2 separate regions of the Homo sapiens genome follow, and region 2 is linked to region 1. Evidence: read pairs that join two places in POLR2A ChIA-PET (ENCODE). Cell type or tissue: MCF 10A. All regions are shown on one strand.

Region 1 (5,000 bases):
CTTCAGGCTCCTGAGTAGCTGTGACTGCAGGCACACACCACCATGCCAGGCTAATTTTTTATTTATAGACAGGGTCTCGTTATGTTGCATAAGGCTGTTCTCAATCTCCTGGGCTCAAGCTATCCTCCCGCCTCGGGCTTCCAAAGTGCTGGAATTACAGGTGTGAGCCACCACACCCAAATATTTTAATATTCAGTATATCAATGACAAGCTTACATGTAAAAATTAAACCAATAACTAAATATCATAGCAACAAGTCATAATTTACACTCCTTCATACCCACTTTATCCCTTGCTTTTCCCTAACATCTTCTTCTCTAGACAACAGTTACTAAGGCCTAGCAAGGGTAATCCTCACTTAGTTATCTACCCTCTATTCACACTAGGTCCGGCTGGGCGTGGTGGCTCACGCCTGTAATCCCAGCACTTTGGGAGGCTGAGGCAGGTGGATCACGAGGTCAGGAGACCGAGACCATCCTGGCTAACATGGTGAAACCCTGTCTCTACTAAAAAAATACAAAAAATTAGTCAGGCGCGGTGGTGGGCGCCTGTAGTCCCAGCTACTCAGGAGGCTGAGGAAGGAGAATGGTGTGAACCCAGGAGGCAGAGCTTGCGGTGAGCTGAGATCGCGCCACTGCACTCCAGCCTGGGTGACAGAACGAGACTCTGTCTCAAAAAAAAAAAAAAAGAAAACATTAGGTCCAAGACCCACCTTAGAATTCTTTAGAGCAAAATTAACCTCAACAAGCGAGAGTAAAGAAATCATGCTAGGAATGATAGCAAAAGAATCTGATAGCCAAAACTGATCTCCAGAGTTCACCATGATGAACAGTGCACTGTTAACCTATTTTCAACTTTTAGGATAATGTGCCCTTTACCGTGCAAGGAAATCGCAAGAGATATATATATATGTAAAATAACTGTATAAAATATCACTTGTTGGCTAAAATATTTCTAACACATTTATTTAGCCTGTGATACCTGCAGTACTCTTTTTCTCTTCCTAGTTGTCACTAATTTAGGACCTTATCATATCCAGCTTTTGGTTTACCGAATCTTTCATAGCTACCTCCTTTCCCTCTCCTTCCCTCTTCTCTAGCTCTATAATCCAGCCATACTGAATTTCTTTCAATTCTTCAATACACCAAGCTCTCATTTACCTCCAAAACTTCTAACATGGTATTCTCCCCTCTGCCTGGAACATTCTTCCTCCAACATAGCCCTTTAATCTTTACATGACTAATTTTTATGACTTCAGGACTGATTTTGATAGCAAGTTCACCTCCCATCAAAAGCCCTTCCTGATCCCCTGGCACACAGGGACTCCTCTTTGTTTCCCACCTCATCAAACTATACTTTCCCTTTCAGAGCACCTAACATACTCTTTTTAATTAATTATTTACTAGTCTGACTCTCAAACTATGAAGTAAGCTCAATTAGGGAAGAAATCACATTTATGTCTTTTATCATAATAGCTGAAAATACTCAGTAAATAAATTATCTTGGTTGCAGTTAGAGAAAAAAAATGGATTGAAGTCAGAATACTTTTTTTTTTTTTTTTTTTTAAGATAGAGTCTTGCTCTGTCGCCCAGGCTAGAGTGCAATGGCGCGATCTCGGCTCACTGCAACCTCTGCCTCCCGGGTTCAAGCGATTCTCCTGCGTCAGCCTCCTGAGTAGCTGCAATTACAGGCACGTGCCACCACGCCCGGCTAATTTTTGTATTTTTAGTAGAGATGGGGTTTCACCATGTTGGCCAGCATAGTCTTGAACTCCTGACCTCGTGATCTGCCCGCCTCAGCCTCCCAAAGTGCTGGGATTACAGGCGTGAGCCACTGCACCCGGCCTTCTTTTCTTTTTTTAAGACTAGCTCTTCTAATGACTAACAGTGTCAAATTGAGCAAGTCTCTTAATCATCTGGGACGTTTGGGTTTTATTATCTATGAGAATATATACCTCTCAGATGTCAAAAACATTAAATGAAATAAATATACATCAAAGTGCTCTATAAAATTATGAGCAAAGTACAAGACTAGTGTAATATCTGCCTGCCCAGTCTCTTATAATCTAAATAATCCTGTTATCATAACATGTTAAGTCAGCCTACTAAAGTTACAAGTAACTTTTCTCAAAATGAAATCAACTCATCTGGTAAATACAGTAGTCCTCCCTTATCCATGGTTTTGCTTTCCATGGTTTCAGTTACCCATGGTCAACCAAGTTCAGAAAATATTAAATGAAAAATTCCAATTTAAATAACTTATATATTTTAAATACAACACCATTCTAAGTAGCATGATGAAATTTTCTGTTGACCTGCGAGTCCAGCTCCATCCCATCCAGGACATGAATCATCCCTTTACCCAGTGTATCCATGCTATACACACTATCTACCCTTTAGTCACTTAGTAACCATATGGATTATCAGATTAACTGTCAAAGTATCACAGTGTTTGTGTTCAAGTAACCCTTATTTTACTTAACAATGGCCCCAAAGTGGAAGAGTAGTGACATTTGGCAATTTGGATATGCCAAAGTGAAGTTTTAATGTGCTTCATTTAAGTGAAAAAGTGAAACTTCTTAATAAGGAAAGAAAAAATCGTATGCTGAGGCTGCTAAGATCTACGGTAAGAATGAGTCTTCTATCTGTAAAACTGCGAAAGAATGAAAAAGAAATTATTCATGCTAGTTTTGCTGCCACACCTCAAACAGCAAAAGTTACAGCCAGAGCAAGATAAGTGCTTAGTTAAGATTTAAAAGGCATTAAATTTGTAGGTGAAAGACATGAACAGAAAACATGGTTTACCGAATCTTTCATAGCTACCCCCTTTCCCTCCACTGACAGCAATATGTTGCACCAGAAACCCATGAGCAACAAGGGATCCCCTAAAATGACTGACACAGATTCGGGAATACAGAAGGTCAACAGTAGCCTAATGCTGTGTCACAATGCCTACGTGATGCACCTCACTTAATATCATCACATCGGCACTGTATCATCTTACATCATTATAAGAAGGGTGAATACAGAACAGTAAGCTATTTTGAGAGACCACATTCACATAACTTTTATTATAGTATGTTGCTGTATTGTTCTATTTATTAATAGTTGTGATGGTTAATACTGAGTGTCAACTTGATTGAAGGATGCAAAGTATTGTTCCTGGGTGTATCTGTGAGGATGTTGCCAAAGGAGATTAACATTTGAGTCAGTGGACTGGGAAAGGCAGACCTACCCTCAATCTGAGTGGGTACAATCTAATCAGCTGCCAGCACAACCATAATAAAAGCAGGCAGAAGAACGTGAAAAGACTAAACTGGCTTAGTCTCTCAGCCTACATCTCTCTCCCTTGCTCGATGTTTCCTGCCCTCGAATGTCAGACTCCAAGTTCTTCAGCTTTGGGACTTGGACTGGCTTCCCTGCTCCTCAGCTTGCAGATGACCTATTGTGGGACCTCACCTTGTGATTGTGTGAGTCAATACTCCTTAATAAGCTCCCCTGTAGATATATACATCTATCCTATTAGTTCTGTCCCTCTAGAGAACCCTGACAATACAATAGTTATTATTATTAATCTCCTACTGTGCCTTATTTATAAATTAAACTTTATCACAGGTATGTATGTATAGGAAAAAACATAGTACAGTCATGTGCCACATATGTTTCAGTCAAGGATGGATCACATATATGACAGTGGTGCCATAAGATCATAATACAGAATATACAGAAACCTGCTATATGCCACTTAATACTGACATTGTAGATCAAGTAGGGAAAATGGATAATATTCAGCAATGGTGCTGGGACATTTGGGTTTCCATATAAAAGATACATAAAGACTTATAAATTATAATTAATATACAACACTGGTCCCATAAAATTATAATGCAGACTAAAAATTCCTATCTCCTAGTGATGTCATGCCACGTGTTACCTCGTCTGTTCAGATACACAAATACTTACTATTGTGTTACAATTGTCTACAGTATTTAGTTCAGTAACATGTCGTACAGATTTGTAGCCTAGGAGCAACAGGCTAAATCATACAGCCTAGATATGTAGCAGGCTATACCACATAGGTTTGTGTAAGTACACCCTATGATGTATGCATGATCGAACTACCTAATGACGCATTTCTCAGAACATACCCCATCATAAAGTTACACACGACTGTATATATAGTGTTTGGTACTATGCTCAGTTTTGGGCATCCACTAGAGGGTCTTAGGACATATTCCCCACAGACAAGGAAGGACTGCAGAAAAGTTCCAATTCCAGCTATGAGCAGTTTCAACTAACAAGCACATTTTCCTGAACCTATTAAAGTAGTCAAGCCCTACTAGGTTAATGAACAACCAGGGAGCCTGGAGTAAATTCACCCCATTAATAGATACAGCTGAAAACAGGATCTGGAAAAAAATGGCTCTAATATGAAAATGGGTTAAAATACAAACCTTAATATTTAAAAATTCTGATAAGCTTATATTCTTATACTGCACAAAATGGCGTGTTTTCTTCCAATAATAAACTCAAAAATTAAATTTACCATATTTCCTCCTTCAATTTAATTTGCTTCCTTTTTTCTCTCCCCATTCTACACACCAAACAGTTTTCAGATCACATCCCTTTTACCTGTGTTCTCAAAATTACTTTGTTAGAAATGTAACTAGGCCGGGCATGGTGGCTCCTGCCTATAATCCCAGCATTTTGGGAGGCTGAGGCAGGAGGATCACTTGAGCCCAGAAGTTTGAGACACGCCTGGGCAACCTAGGGAGACACTGTCTCTAGTTAAAAAAAAAAAAAAAATTAGCTGGGCCTGGTGGTGCACACCTGTGGTCCCAGCAACTTGGAAGGCTGAGGTGGGAGCACTGCTTGAGCCCAGGAGGTGGAGGCTACAGCCTGGGTGACAGAGTGAGACCCTGTCTTAAAATTAAAAAAATTTTTTTTTAAAAAAGAAGTAACTGTGCTGCAATACCACAAGTAAAGTTATTCATTTGGCAG
Region 2 (5,000 bases), 66 kb before region 1:
CCTCACTCTGTTGCCCAGGCTGGAGTGCAGTGGTGCCACCATAGCTCACTGTATCCTTGAACTCTTGGGCTCAAATAATCCTCCCATCATAGTCTCTCAAGTAGCTGGGTCTACAGGGACATGCCACCACGCCCAGCTAACTTAAAACATTTTTTTTGTGTGTGGAGATGGACTCTTGCTATGTTGTCCAGGCTGGTTTCCAACTCCTGGCTTCAAGCAATCTTCCTACCTCGCCCTCCCAAAGTGCTGGTATTACAGGCGTGTACAACTGCACCTGGCCTTTTTTTTTTTTTTTTTTTTTTTAAAGAGATGGGTTTGAATCCCAGGCTGGATTCAAACTCCTGGGCTCAAGTGATTCTCCTTCCTCAGCCTCCCAAGTAGCTGGGACTACAGGTGCGTGCCACTGCACCTAGCTGAAAATTAATATTCTTAATTTGATATAACATAACAAAATAATATAAACATACATACCAAAACAAAAAACATATACACCTATATTGTCTGGAGAACATGAAAGATGTTAAGAATGTAAAAAGGGATGATCTTCTATCCCCTTAAAAACAAAAAGACAAAGGATCCAATGGCCATTGTTAAACCAATAATTAGAAGTAATTTTTTTAAAGCCACAAGGCACTGCATGAATCCTGATATTAGAAATTCTTTCCACTGAGTATCTATAGAAGGAAGATCAAGTATCTGTTTCCTCTTCTCCCTTCCAACTCTGTCACCTTTTGGCCCCTTTCCTTTTCTACCTCTCTCTCTTCCTGTTTCCTTCTATCTCCCATTCCAATCCCAACTCTTTGCACTAACCAATTTCCTTTTTACCTCTCATTTTACTGCAACTGCTTAAAGCTGCCAAAAAGTTTATATTCACGGAAAGAAATACAAGCCAGAAACTTATAATGGAACAAACATTTTAATTTTTTTAAATAAAAAGATTTTTTGGGTCCTGTGTTTTACTGTAGATCATTTTTATGTTTATTCTTCTTTTCCTCCCATATCCAGCCCTCAAAGTCGCAAGTTCAAGCATCAAGCTTCCTAAGTGGTCAGGATAAAATTCAAATTATTTTGCTGAATACACAAGTCTCTTTATGAAAGAGGTGTTGTCGGCCGGGCGCAGTGGCTCACGCCTGTAACCCCAGCACTTTGGGAGGCCGAGGCAGGCAGATCACGAGCTCAGGAGATCGAGACCATCCTGGCTAACACGGTGAAACCCCGTCTCTACTAAAAAATACAAAAAATTAGCCGGGCGTGGTGGCGGGTGCCTGTAGTCCCAGCTACTCGGGAGGCTGAGGCAGGAGAATGGCGGGAACCCGGGAGGTGGAGCTTGCAGTGAGCAGAGATCATGATGCCACTGCACTTCAGCCTGGGCAACAGAGCGAGACTCCGTCTCAAAAAAAAAAAAAAAAAAAAAAAAGAAAGAGGTGTTGTCTACCTCTGTAACCTCAAATCTTACCACTTCATAATGTATATCTTTTTATTCCAATCACATAAAACTCTTTTTATTTCCCCCAAAAGAATCATATCCTTCCAGGGAGCATATTTATACATGAATCCCTCTGCCCAGAATTACTACAGAAGGGTAGATATGAAAATTTTTCAAGTAAATCCCATTTTACTTGTTTTACTTCTATTTGTGTTTTAAGACAAGACAGAACAAGTTCTACCATCTCTGAGCAGTCTGAATTAGATGCTCTTACTATGTTTCCACTGTACTTTATTCACACAGCTACTGTGCAGTATAGTATCTTTATATAACTTTATAATACAATTGGAAGCTTATATAATTTTTATATGCAATTAAAAAAATAGAGACAGGGTCTTGCTTTGTTGCCCAAGCTAATCTGAAACTCCTGGGCTCAAGCAATCCCCCTGCCTTGGCCTCCCAAAGTGCTCCGATTATAGGTGTGAGCTCCCACGCCTGGCCTATATACAATTTTATATACACATATATGGAAGTTAATATAATTTTACTATAAAATTAGACATTTACTTGCCTGTTTTTTCCCCAGCCTGCTAAACTGTAAGCTCCTTAAACTATAATCTTTAATTTCAGAGTTAGGCACACTGTAACTATCCATTGAATTAACTATGAAGTTTTCCAAAAACAAATCATCAATTGGCATGCCTTTTTGTTTGTTTTAAAGCACTACAGGTGACTCGAACCTACACCCAGGATTGAGAACAACTGCATTTAATTTATGTTGACTAAATGAGTGACTGAATGAGCAATGAGGCATATTTTGTTATCAGAACACAATAAAAATTAAAAACAAAAAGCACTCATCTGAACAATTTCCTTTTTTTTTTTTTTTTTTTTTTTTTTTTAAGAGACTGGGTCTCTTATACAGGCTGGAGTGCAGTGGTGTGATCATAGCTCACTGCTATCTCAAAACTCCTGGGCTCAAGTGATCCTTCTGCCTCAGCCTCCTGAGTAGCTGGGACTACAGGCACATGCCACCATGCCTGGCTTTTTTTTTTTTTTTTAATTTTTGTAAAGACAGGTTCTCTCATTATGTTGTTCAATACACTTCCATTATAAGTTTCTGGCTTATGTTAGTTTCCATGAATACAAACTTTTTGGCAGGTTTAAACAGCTGGAGTAAAATGAGAGGTGAAAACAAAGTTGGTTAGTAAGAAGAGCTGGGATTGGAATGGGAGACAGAAGGAAACAGGAAGAGAGACCAGCCTCGGCTGGTCTCAAACTCCTGTCCTCCTGCCTTGGCCTCTCAAAGTGCTGGTATTACAGGCATGAGCCACAATCTAACAAAAAAAAAAAAAAAAAGGGTGGTGGGGGGTGCTGGGAGGAGTGGGCAGATCATTTGAGGTCAGGAGTTCAAGACCAGCCTGGCCAACAGGGTGAAACCCCACCTCTACTAAAAATACAAAAATTAGCCAGGTGCTAGTGGCACACACCTGTAATCCCAGCTACTCGGGAGGCTGAGGCAGGAGAATCGCTTGAGCCTGGGAGGTGGAGGTTGCTGTAAGCAGAGATCACACCATTGCACTCCAGCCTGGGCAACAAGCGAAACTCCATCTCAAAAAAGAAAAAAAAAAGAGAGAGAGAGACGTGAAAAGGAAAATTTTTCCTATTTATTACCTATAACAATAATCATTAGAGAGAAACTACAATTATGGTGAGACATATATAACAACATAATTGAATTTACACACACAAACACGCACACATCATTTTCTATCCATGTCAAGGTTAGTGATAAGAATTGAATTTCCCACTCCCAACACTATACTATAATATTATAATTAATAATTGAAACTTCTGACATGTTGTTATTTGCAAAGTTCTGCTTACCTTACTCATGTTCTAACACAAAACAGTTAGAACCACAGTAATTTACCACACAGTGAAGATGCTTAGAAAATGCTTTCGCTTTGTAATTTACTTCTGATAACCAGCTCAAATTACTTTCTTTTTTTTTGAGACAGTCGCAGTCTGCTGCCCAGGCTGGCGTGCAGTGGCACGCTCAAGGCTCACTGCAGCCTTGACCTCCTAGGGCTCAAGTGATCCTCTTGCCTCACCTTCCTGAGTAGCTGAAACTACAGGCACAAGCCATCACACCCAACTTATTATATATATTTTTTTATTTTGTAGAGACAGGATTTTCACTACATTGCCCAGGCTGGTCTTAAACTCCTGGGCTGAAGTGATCCTCCCACCTTGGCCTCCCAAAGTGCTGGGAGCCACCCTGTCTGGTCCAAATTACTTTTTAAATCAGCATATTATGATAATAGGAAACTACAAAATGTTCCACATCTTTTGAATTGTATCCCAAGTATTCACCTCTAGTTTGGTCTAGAAAATCTGACTACTGCTTTTAAAATATTTCAAATTTTGCATGATCACAAGCCGGAGCATATGAAATATCTAAAATTTAGAGATGTCTAAAAGATTAACAGAAAATGAAAGAAACTCCATATGTTTAGTATCTCCGTATCTTCTTACTTACTACACAAAATTGGAGAAGAGGGTGTTTGCAGTGTCAAAGTGGAGCCATCTTTCCTCATGATATTAACTCGAAAAACCAATCTGGCACGAGTGCTTTTCTTCTTGGAACCAGCAATTCCTATTCTGGCTTCGACATCAGCATTCCTCAATTTCAATATCCCTACGCAGTCCACCCTAATACAGAAAAAAAATATATAAAGGGACATTTTGTTGTATAAATAGTATAATGTTCTTAATCAACAAGTTTGTTTTTAAAATTTTGCTTATCTATTAATTCTGTGAATATGTAATAAAGTTACAAAGTTCCAAGTTCAAAAAGTACAAAAGGGTAAATTCTAAACATTCACCACTGTTCCTAATCCTGTCAATCTTTTGTTTATAATAATAAAAAGTAAAAAAAATAAAATCACTATTTTAAAATCTGAACATAAATAATGGCTTATAAGAGATCTTTTTTTTTGAGATGGAGTCTCACTGTCACCCAGGCTGGAGTGCAGTGGCGTGATCTCGGCTCACTGCAACCTCTGTCTCCTGGGGTTCAAGGGATTCTCCTGCCTCAGCCTCCTGAGTAGCTGGGATTACAGGTGGCCGCCACCATGCCCAACTATTTTTTGTATTTTTAGTAAAGATGGGGTTACACCATGTTGGCCAGGCCGGTCTTGAACTCCTGTCCTCAAGTGATCCACCCACCCTGGCCTCCCAAAGTGCTGGGATTACAGGCATGAGCAACCATACCTGGCCAGAGACCTTTTTTTTAAAAAAAAAAAAAAAATAAAAAAATACATTTAGTCTCTTTCTTTACAGAGCTAATTCAGAAAACAGATAAAATGGATTTTACTTTTAAAAAATTAGTAGCTGCCTCCAGAAGGATAGAATAATAGCCACTAAAAAGTATGTTACCACATTGAATGATATGTGAAAAATGCTCATGATATGTTAAGTAAAAAGCAGATTACAAAACAGTGGGTACAGTATTTTCTCAATTTTGTCCAAAAAAGACTGGGAAGATACACATTAAAATAGCGGTTATTTC

The links. ChIA-PET counts read pairs that join two places held together with the same protein. Peaks named below come from ENCODE experiments on the same cell type or tissue, not always from the same donor. Only the 100,000 strongest peaks of a DNase experiment are listed, where the experiment ranks them.
Region 2: POLR2A ChIA-PET joins it to region 1 with 5 read pairs; 7 of 35 experiments call an interaction of 5 or more read pairs at or near these places.

The regions. Positions count from the first base shown.
Region 1 is chr16:69,593,283-69,598,282 of GRCh38, reverse strand. All of the region lies in intron 2 of NFAT5 (nuclear factor of activated T cells 5), which reads right to left. Among named protein-coding and RNA genes, the nearest start is that of NFAT5, 30 kb to the right of the region's middle. In MCF 10A, no CTCF peak of the experiment used is centred here; a DNase peak (open chromatin) is centred at 2,332.
Region 2 is chr16:69,658,868-69,663,867 of GRCh38, reverse strand. It overlaps NFAT5 (nuclear factor of activated T cells 5), which reads right to left. Exons shown (of 15, transcript NM_138713.4): 7 at 3,969-4,141. Among named protein-coding and RNA genes, the nearest start is that of SNORD13H, 47 kb to the left of the region's middle. In MCF 10A, no CTCF peak of the experiment used is centred here; no DNase peak of the experiment used is centred here.